Regions from separate parts of the Homo sapiens genome. Here region 2 is linked to region 1. Evidence: read pairs that join two places in POLR2A ChIA-PET (ENCODE). Cell type or tissue: CD4-positive, alpha-beta T cell. All regions are shown on one strand. Each heading gives the region's core, and the rest is flanking DNA. Links, peaks and the distances in the headings are about the cores only.

Evidence for each region. ChIA-PET counts read pairs that join two places held together with the same protein. Peaks named below come from ENCODE experiments on the same cell type or tissue, not always from the same donor. Only the 100,000 strongest peaks of a DNase experiment are listed, where the experiment ranks them.
Region 2: POLR2A ChIA-PET joins it to region 1 with 9 read pairs; 18 of 35 experiments call an interaction of 5 or more read pairs at or near these places.

The regions. Positions count from the first base shown.
Region 1 is chr6:36,204,314-36,209,006 of GRCh38, forward strand. BRPF3 (bromodomain and PHD finger containing 3) reads left to right here. Exons shown (of 13, transcript NM_015695.3): 3 at 345-501; 4 at 3,000-3,131. Among named protein-coding and RNA genes, the nearest start is that of BRPF3-AS1, 9.5 kb to the left of the region's middle. In CD4-positive, alpha-beta T cell, for the core only: no CTCF peak of the experiment used is centred there; no DNase peak of the experiment used is centred there.
Region 2 is chr6:36,116,395-36,120,740 of GRCh38, forward strand. It overlaps a transcript of MAPK14 not described here. Among named protein-coding and RNA genes, the nearest start is that of MAPK13, 12 kb to the right of the region's middle. RefSeq lists a silencer at 4,274-4,323. In CD4-positive, alpha-beta T cell, for the core only: no CTCF peak of the experiment used is centred there; a DNase peak (open chromatin) is centred at 2,417; H3K4me3 peaks cover 395 bases; H3K27ac peaks cover 2,217 bases.

The DNA of each region.
Region 1 (4,693 bases), core at 694-4,693:
ATAAGAGGAGGCTGGGGGTATTGAGGCATAGGCTTGTTTTTCAGTCCGTACGTGGAACAAGGAAGTCCAGGACCATAGGAAACGGGACTCTGGGAGATGGTTCTTTTGGAGGATTAGGACTGCAAGGCAAGAGGTGGAAAAGCAAATGAAATAACTCATGCTGAATCTGAGCTGCTTAACTTTACTGTCCTTTTCAAGCCTTTCTCTGAGGTGAGGTATTTGGCCATTTTATTCTGTCTTCCTGTATAAGGTTCAGAAATGAACCAGGTCTGGATAGGATGCACAGGCTGTAATCTGGGCTGCCCACTGACCTTGTCTTTCACTTCCGTGTGCCTCTACTCAAGGTTGAACAAGATCTGTAGTGGTCTCTCCTTTCAGAGGAAAAACCAGTTTATGCAGCGGCTTCACAATTATTGGCTGTTGAAGCGGCAGGCACGGAATGGTGTCCCTCTTATCCGGCGCTTGCACTCCCATCTGCAGTCCCAAAGAAACGCTGAGCAGGTAGGTGCAGTGGTGATTTGAGGCTGGTAGAGGGAGGTGGAGAGTGAAGGAAAAGGAATGATGGTTGGGGTGGGGCTGGCACCCCTTCTTGATCCCTCCATGGAGCCTTTGCCTACCTGTCTGGGTGGCCTATCCCAGGAACAACCCCCAGCACTACAGAGATCTTCAAGCAGCTCCTTCTGGATGGATGAGGCTTGACTTTGTAGAGAATTCTAGGGGAGAGTGGAGAGCATGCGTAGCTTTCCATATATGTGGGGAAAATCCTCTAGATGTAGCAGAAAGCCAGAAGTAGGCTGAATGAGAGCCAGGGTGGCCACATTGTGTTAATTAGGAAAAGGTGCCCTTTCCTCAAGACATTATACTGCCATCTGCCAAAAAATGTTTCATAGTAAATACACAAATTTACGATCTAAGTTGTAGCACACAGCCTGTCCAATTGTGGTGGCTGTTAGCCATTAGCAACTGGAGTTGCTGCATGTTTAATGTTTTCTGCTCCTAATTTCTCTTATTTTAACTCTTTAGTTCTTTCTCCCCCTTTACCTGTTCTATTCTTTCTGTCTTTAAGTGTTCCCACACTGCTGCTCCAGAGATGAAGCAAAGCTTTATGTGAGTCTGGTGCCTTCTGCATTCTGTCTGATCTCACTTTTGCCTTTTATAACTAAACTCCTGAAGTATAAGCCTGTATCTGGCCCGCCTTGAACCTTTTGGTCCACCTGCTCCACTGAAGCCTCCCCTAAAACATCAGCTACCTTCTCCCAGGAAGTCTTTCCTTATATTCTCACCTGATTGATCATTGGGCTGCATTTGACACCACAAATGACTTTGTCTAAGAGCTTCTCTGTGATACCACTTCCGGCTGCTTCTACCTCTCTGACTGTACCCTATGCTGATCCCACTTCTTGCTCTTTAATGGTAACATTCCCAGTGGCTCTGCTATCTGCTCGTTTGCTTGGAGAACATGTCCAATCTCATAATTGACAATAACTGTAATAGCAGCTCCAGACTTTTTGTCTTGTCCTCATCCCTTTTTTCTGCCATCAGTCCCTCAGGGATGTTTCCATGTGGATGTTGTTAATTTGTAACTCAAATATTGGAAATTAATTATCTTTTTTCCTCTCAGTAAACTTATTTCCCCATCATTATGGCTCTCCCCTCCCTCCTGGACTCATATCAAAAGTTCCCCACCTTGGAGTTACTTTTGACTCTTTACTCCCTAAGGGCCATTTTTAATCATCCTTTAAGCTGCTTTGGGGGCTTTATCAACATGGGTTTTTGTCTTCATTCTGCAGCTCTCCTGCTCATCCATGCCCTCTTAATCTCAGCAATAGCTTTCTAGGTGATCTCCAGCCTCTAATTCTTTCTTTGATCTTCAACTGGTAGTTTCTTATTCACATGCTGTTGGGATCCTCCATGGCCAAGAGGTTGTAGAGGGAGGGTGCTGCCTACATCTGGGCAGGTGTGCTTGGCATGGACATTGGTGGGGATCTGTCCTTTGGGGAAAGGCCTAGTTCTTGATTTTATAAGCTTGGCTTTGGGGCAGGAATGTCTGACTGTGGAGAGGAGCAAGGCCTAGGTGAGCAATGTCCTGCTCTTCCATTCTCTTACTTCCTCTTCCAGAATATACTCCTCTTTCTAGGCAGGCGAAGTTAAGGCTCTTTTGCCTTACATTTGAAGCTTCTTATTAGCTGTATCCTGGATCTTCCTTGGCTTTTATAGTTCTCCAGCATCTCTGTTCTGGCCAGCCTGTTTCACTTACTAAGCAAAGAATCACTAATTCTGCCTCTATATTTCTGCCCCTTTCATCCCTTTGGTTCCAGAAGAGACCTTCCTTACTACTTTGCCCATCCATGTCTGTCACCTACCTGTATGTTAAACTCTAGTAAGAGTCTTCACCAGGAAGCTTCTCTGATCTAACCTCCACCTACTCAGATCTTCTATTTTGTATCCTCTTAGCATTTTATTTCCAGTTTATATTATTAGTTTGTATTATCTTTATGCTAATATGCCCTTGTGCTTCAAGCTCTAGGTCTCTTCCCTTCCCCTGACTCCAACTGTAATTTTTTCTAGGGCAGGAATCGTGATTTGTTTGTTGTTGTTTTACCAGAGTATATTCAGGCTTATAGTAAGAACCTTGCTTTGTTTTCTAGCCAAGTGAAAGCTCTAGGGTGAAATTCTTTTCACCCCTGAGGTCAGTTTTCTTATGAAATTCTTTCTGACCCAGAGGGCCATAGCTGCTCTCTGGCATACCTGGGGATAGGGGGAAGCAGTCCCAGATCCTACTCCAGCAAAGGTTATTGCTTTATAATGAAGAAACAGTGCTGTAATACTGGGGCAGCTCAGGAGGAAGGCATGGGGTAGAGAGGGGTGGAAGGGCTCTTGGAACTGTGGGTCAAGGAAGGGGACAAGACTTTTACCTGCTGCAGCCCCGTGAGGCTTGAACAGGGAGAGGACTTTTGCAAGAAGGAGGTTCCTAGTCCCTCTTCTCTTCCCTCCTGTAGCGAGAGCAGGATGAGAAGACAAGTGCAGTGAAGGAGGAGCTGAAGTATTGGCAGAAGCTCCGGCATGACTTGGAGCGGGCGCGGCTGCTGATTGAGCTGATTCGGAAGAGAGAGAAGCTCAAACGAGAGCAGGTAAGGAGGAGCCCCCAGCCCTAGGGCCCTAGTTCAAGGCCACTTTCTCCCACTATTAGTCTAGTATTGGGAAATCTGGGAGCCCCTGCCTTATGCTAGGTTTCTTTCTCCCCTCCCTACCCAGGATTGTAGGCTCCAAGATCTGCCTACTTTGTATTAGATGTGGTGCTACTGATGGTTTCTATAGTTTGGATTTCAGCTCCTGGTGGCCTCAAGCATAAGCTTAATATCATATGCCTGGGCCTGTCCCTGTATTTTCTGATTCAGGAAGTCTCTCAGAGGGAGCCTGGCCTTGAGGATTTTGAAAAGCTTCTTAGACCATTCTCATGGGCATCATCAGTTGAAAGCCTCTGGCCTGGGAACTTCTGAGGGTTCCCACTTGACTCTTAAACACTTATGGTCCTGAATCATTTACATTTTCTGTTTCTCCTCTGTTCTAGGAGATTTTAAGCCCTTGAGCATAGGAAATGTTGAGGTAGGTAGTGTAGCATAGTGTTTAGGAACATGAGCTATGGCACCAGACTGCCTGGGTTGAAATCCTGCCTCTTCTACAGACTACCTGTATGACATTAAGCAAATTCTTTAATCGCTTAATACATTGGTTTTCTCACCTGGAATATGGGGGTAATTATAGAGCCTACATCATAAGGTTGTTTTGAGGATTAGATGACTTCATCATGTAAAGAGCTTAGAACAGTGCCTGGCACATAGTAACAGCCAGAGAAATGTCAGCTGCTGTCATTATTATTATTATCAATACTCTTTGCTTCTCTGAAGTGTCTACTGCACATGGCAGAGAGCAAATACTGTTAATTAAGTGGATGAAAAGCCAAAACTGTTCTCTCTGGTCTAGGAATAGCAGCTGTCACTCACATGCTTCAGAGGCCAGGGTTAAAGATGTTCCTTTCTTGCCGGGCACAGTGGCTCATGCCTGTAATCCCTGCATTTAGGGAAGCAGAGGCAGGAGGATAGGTTGAGTCCAGGAGTTTGAGATGAGCCAGGGCAACAAAGCAAGACCTGTTCTCCACAAAAAGGGGAAAAAAAAAAGATGTTTCTTTCTCTTTCTCCAAATTCTAATTCAGTGGTCAGCCTTAGCACAACCCCTTTTCTAGCAGGCCAGTAGCCTGAGTTTCCTCCTCATAGCCTGGGCAGCTCATGCCATATTTACCATGGATGGCCATGGAGGACATCTCAGGACCTTCTTCAAGGGTTCAAAATGTCTGTGCTGTCCCAGGCATGATCCCACAGCTGAACTTCTCATCTCATCTCTGGTTCAGAGAAATGAGAGAGAGAAGAAGGCCTGGTCCTGGGGAAGTAGGCAGGCCTGTTTTGATATAGCCAAAAGGTGGAAATTTTCTATAGTCTTAATTTGTGGCTTCCCAACTTTTCACATTAGGGCATATGTAGAAAATAGCATTTGTACAGCATACTACTGTAAGTATATGAAGCTACTTGCCACTTGCGGGGGCAAGCCTGGAGGCCCTGGTGACCCCATGCTGACCCAGATGCTCCAAGGGCTGATGGAATCAGTATCTCAGCACACTGGGAAATTCTGGTTCAAG
Region 2 (4,346 bases), core at 347-4,346, 88 kb before region 1:
ATTTACTCAGTTGTGATCCTGGGAAATGTAAGTATATTAATATGCAGAAAAGTATTTGTTTGATATGTAAAACCAAGTTACAGTCTAGGCTCAGATAATCATAAATAGTTTTTTCCACCTTCATGAATGTCCAGCAGGATGTTTGTAATGTGAAGCAATTCTTGTTAAGAATCCCACTCTGCACAGTGGCCCGTGCATGCTCATATCAGTAATACTCCTGATCAGTATGATAACCAAAAATGGCCCCAGAGATTTCAGTGCACCCGCTGAGAACTGCTGACAGATCAAATGACTCTGGGACACCTGGAGTCCTAAGAAGTGAAACCTCCACAATGCAGGACAGACCTGGCTCCCTATGGTCTTCCTTCCTTCCTTCACCTCCTTCCCCCTACTTTCCTTACCTCCCTACTAAAAAGTAGTTCTTTTAATGAACTGCTACTGTATGTTAGGCAATTTACATTCTTGCATATTCTATACAAGTAATGTCTCTTTCTCAGTCACGTTACAACTGAGGCTAGATTCAACAGACTATCCTGATATCAACGTTGAAAGACTCCTGGTTCCAAAGAGTTTTATAGCATTGGTGTTAGACAATCCTCTTTTGGTTTTTTTAAAGAAAATTTAAAAAAATTAATTCAGCATAATTTCCATAAGGACTCCCTGGCTGCTGCTGGCCAAATTGGGGAGGAGTCCCTGGCAGCCACAGCCAGGCACTGGTGCCTTATCTTGTTCAGCACACACTGGGTCTCTCTCCCTAGTTCCAGGCCCCTTGCCCTCGCTTCTCTACTCATCTGGGATAGAAATGCACCTCCAGGCCTCTGAAGAGAAACTACCTTTTCCCTCTTTCAGCCAAAAGGGCTCAAGCCAGCACTCGCTTTGTATGTCCTAGAAGATGAGCATGCTTCCCTCTGGCTCTCTATAGCAGTGCTCTAATGGGACAAAGTCACTGTGTGCTCTTGCTTTCTCTCCTGGTCTTTGTGCGTGATAGTCCCTCTCTCTAGAACCCTCTTCCTCCTCCTCATTCCTCTGAGCTAATGTATTCGTTCTTCTGTTCAGCCTTGACATCACTCCCTCAGTAAATTTCTGACCATTCCCAAGCCTGGATTAGCTGTGTCTTCTGCATGCACCCTGTAATCTGGAATGATCATTGGTGGCACTGATTACACTGCTTTATCATTGCTTGCTGTTTGTACCACCTGCTCAAAAAAGAAAAACATATAAAGGTTAAGGATACAGGCTCTGGAACCTTTGATGTGATTAAGTAATTTGCTCAAGATTGTACCAATAATAGAGAGTGGGGCTGTGAGGACTAAATGAGTTAAGACATGAAAAACCCTGAGTATACAGTAAATGCTAAATACTGGCTTAAGGCTGCATGTCATCGAAGACAGATCATGTCTTGTTCACTGTGGTGTCCCTGTCACCTAGCTTGGTACCTGGCACACAGTAGGCATTCAGTCCTTATTGACCGAGTCCATAAATGACTGTCAGCTTTTAATCCCTTGCAGATCACCTTGTCTTTTGCTTCCTGTTTTTACAATCAATAGTCTTTAGAAGCAAAGATCATTTAAAGAAAAACCAAATATGTAGGGGTTATCTGCCTTGCCTAAGAAATGGTGCTGTGTGGAATTTCCTTGTTTAAGAAGAGATACGTGTTAGAAGAATTGGCTTCTGATTCTCTTTGCTGTGTCTTGCTGTGTAATTCAAGTTGGCTGCACAGCAATTTAATGAATTAGAACAAGAACCAAAAGATTATTGAAAGTGGCTGATGGCCATAATCTAGATAATTCCTACTGTGTCCCCATCCATCTGCCACTTTAAAATGAAAATAGCAAGGCAAAAGAAAGATAATTGGAAGGCATTATGGTGTCTTGCACCCTCATTCAGCCATTCTACAAATATCTATTAGGTACCTTCCATCTGTCAGGCACTGGGAATATGGGAAAGAATAAAAGTCAAATTCCTGTCCCCATGGAGTTGTTCGTTGTTTTCATGGGAAAAGGCAGTGGTAAACAATGACTGTACCATCTCGCTGGCACCCCTAGAACAGAACATCTAAGCACCTGTTGCTGGAGGCCATTTCTGGGCCGGTGCACCTTTGATCCACCTCCCTGGCACTCAACTGACAGACAACAGGATTTCTCGTGGCGTCCAGGGCTGCATGTCCTCTTGGGTTACCTCGACCTGATCAGCTGGCTCCACTGTGTGTTTCCAGTGTGAGGTGTGAGGTCACCATCCGCTGCCATTACACAAAGACCCATTTCCCCTGGGCCATTGCTCAAGTATGACAGAGCTGATTGTCCTGTATGGAAACTCAGCCACTCACAGCTCTGCCCAGTGAGACAGGCAATGACTATCTGATCATGGTTGCTGACACAGTGCTTGTGGTGGGGAGTGTCCCTATCTGGAGGCAAACAGCCGAGTGGCTGCTGTGCCCTCAACAAGCCCCACCCTGCTTCACGGTGAGGAAACAGCCCCCACCCAACCAGTCCTCTCCCCAGCCTCCAGTTGAGTCAGGTGCCCCCCTCCAAGTGTTTATGTAATTTGTGCTGATCTTACCAGGGTCAAAGCACTTACCACATTACTTTGTCTAACTATTATTCTTTCATGACACAAAACATATTTATTGTTGAAAATGTTTAAATGTAGTAGGTAACATCTATTATCCCACTACCTGGAAATAATAGCTGTTGACAGATTGGCATAACTCCAAGAAATTTTTTTAAATCTGGAAAACATCGCTTTTAAAACTCATTATTATTCAGTGATCTGTGTCAATAAATGGCATTGAAACAGCTAGATAGACACTTTCCTCCTTCAGCCACAATCATTTCCAGACAGGTCAAAGATTTAAATGGAGAAAGGCTTTCAAAGCATGTCCCCAAACCTAGAAACCATGCAGGAAAAGGCAAATGAATTTGCCCGTGCAAAAACTGTAGAGCTTTCATACATTGGCGTCCATTTGGCAGGATTCAGTAAGGGCAGAAGCTGTACATAGCTGCGGTTCTAGGTAATTCTAGAACTTTCTAGAAGCTTTCTCGTATGTCAACAAGGAACAGAGTACAGACTTTTCACTCAACATCATTTGTAATAGCAGGAAAAAATGGGAACAAACCTCAAACACCATCAATAGGGGAATAGGAAATAAACTGCAGTATGTATTCATGCAATGAAATATTAAATGGCAGTGAAGACAAATGAACTAGAATGATTCCCCCACCACCACCCCAGACCCCTGATTTTGCCTCTGTCCCAGGAACAATAGGCAATGTCTGGAGACCTTTTTAGTTGTCACACTTGGAGGTGAGGGTGGTGAGCATCTAGTGGGTAGAGGCCAGGGATGCTGCTGAACATTTTGCGACGCACAGGACGGCCCCCACAACGAGGAATTACCCAGCAGAAACATGTCAGCAGTGCCGAGGCTGAGAAACAGAGACGACTCAACATCTTGGCAGATCTCACCAACAACCTTAAGTGAAAAAGGAGGCTGCAAAACGATCTATCTGGCATCGTTTACAGATGCATACGTATATAGTAAAACTAAAAGCAGACGAGAATAATAAACACCAACTTGTAGAGGGGTCACCTCTAGGGAGGGAGAGAGGGCATGGAATCAGAGAGGGGCATGAAAGGGCTTCAGCTGCCAAGAGCCAGACAGCTTAGGTTCTAATCCCGGTTCCACCACTGACACTGTGTAACCTCCGCAGGTTGCTTGATCAATCGGGGCCTCAGTTATCACAACTGTAAAATGGGATGATATTGATAATAGTGCCTTCTTCACAGGATTGTGGTGAGGGTTAAATACGTTAACCAATGTAGAGCACTTAGAACAGTGTGTGGCTCATAGTAAGAACTATATGTTTTTGTCACCGTTTTCATCATGATGATGAGTATCTATGATGTTCTATTTTTAAAATATCAGAAGTGAATATGGCATGTGTGTGAAACATCTCAGCGTTCTGCCTTGACAAGGACCTTCACTCCTCCTCCCACCCCCACCAGCCAAGTGAATTTCACCCTCAGCACTTAGTCTATATTTGTTAAGGCTGGCCATCCGGAACATACTCTCCAAATCTGAGACAATTCATCCAAGCAGTGTGTTTCCTTTTCCTCTTCCCCCACCACCACCGCCACCCCCCACCATGATGCTGGAAACTTTTCTTTATTGATACAGATGATGAGCAATGCGGTGATAAGTGTGTATCCCCCGGCTGTTTTCGCGTTTTCACTAAATTGATGGCTATGGGATTACCGGATTAACAAGGTGCACATTTTGACACTTTGGCAGCATTGCCAAATGGTTCTAAAAGCTTGCCCCAGTTGACACTCCCACCTGCCGACGACAG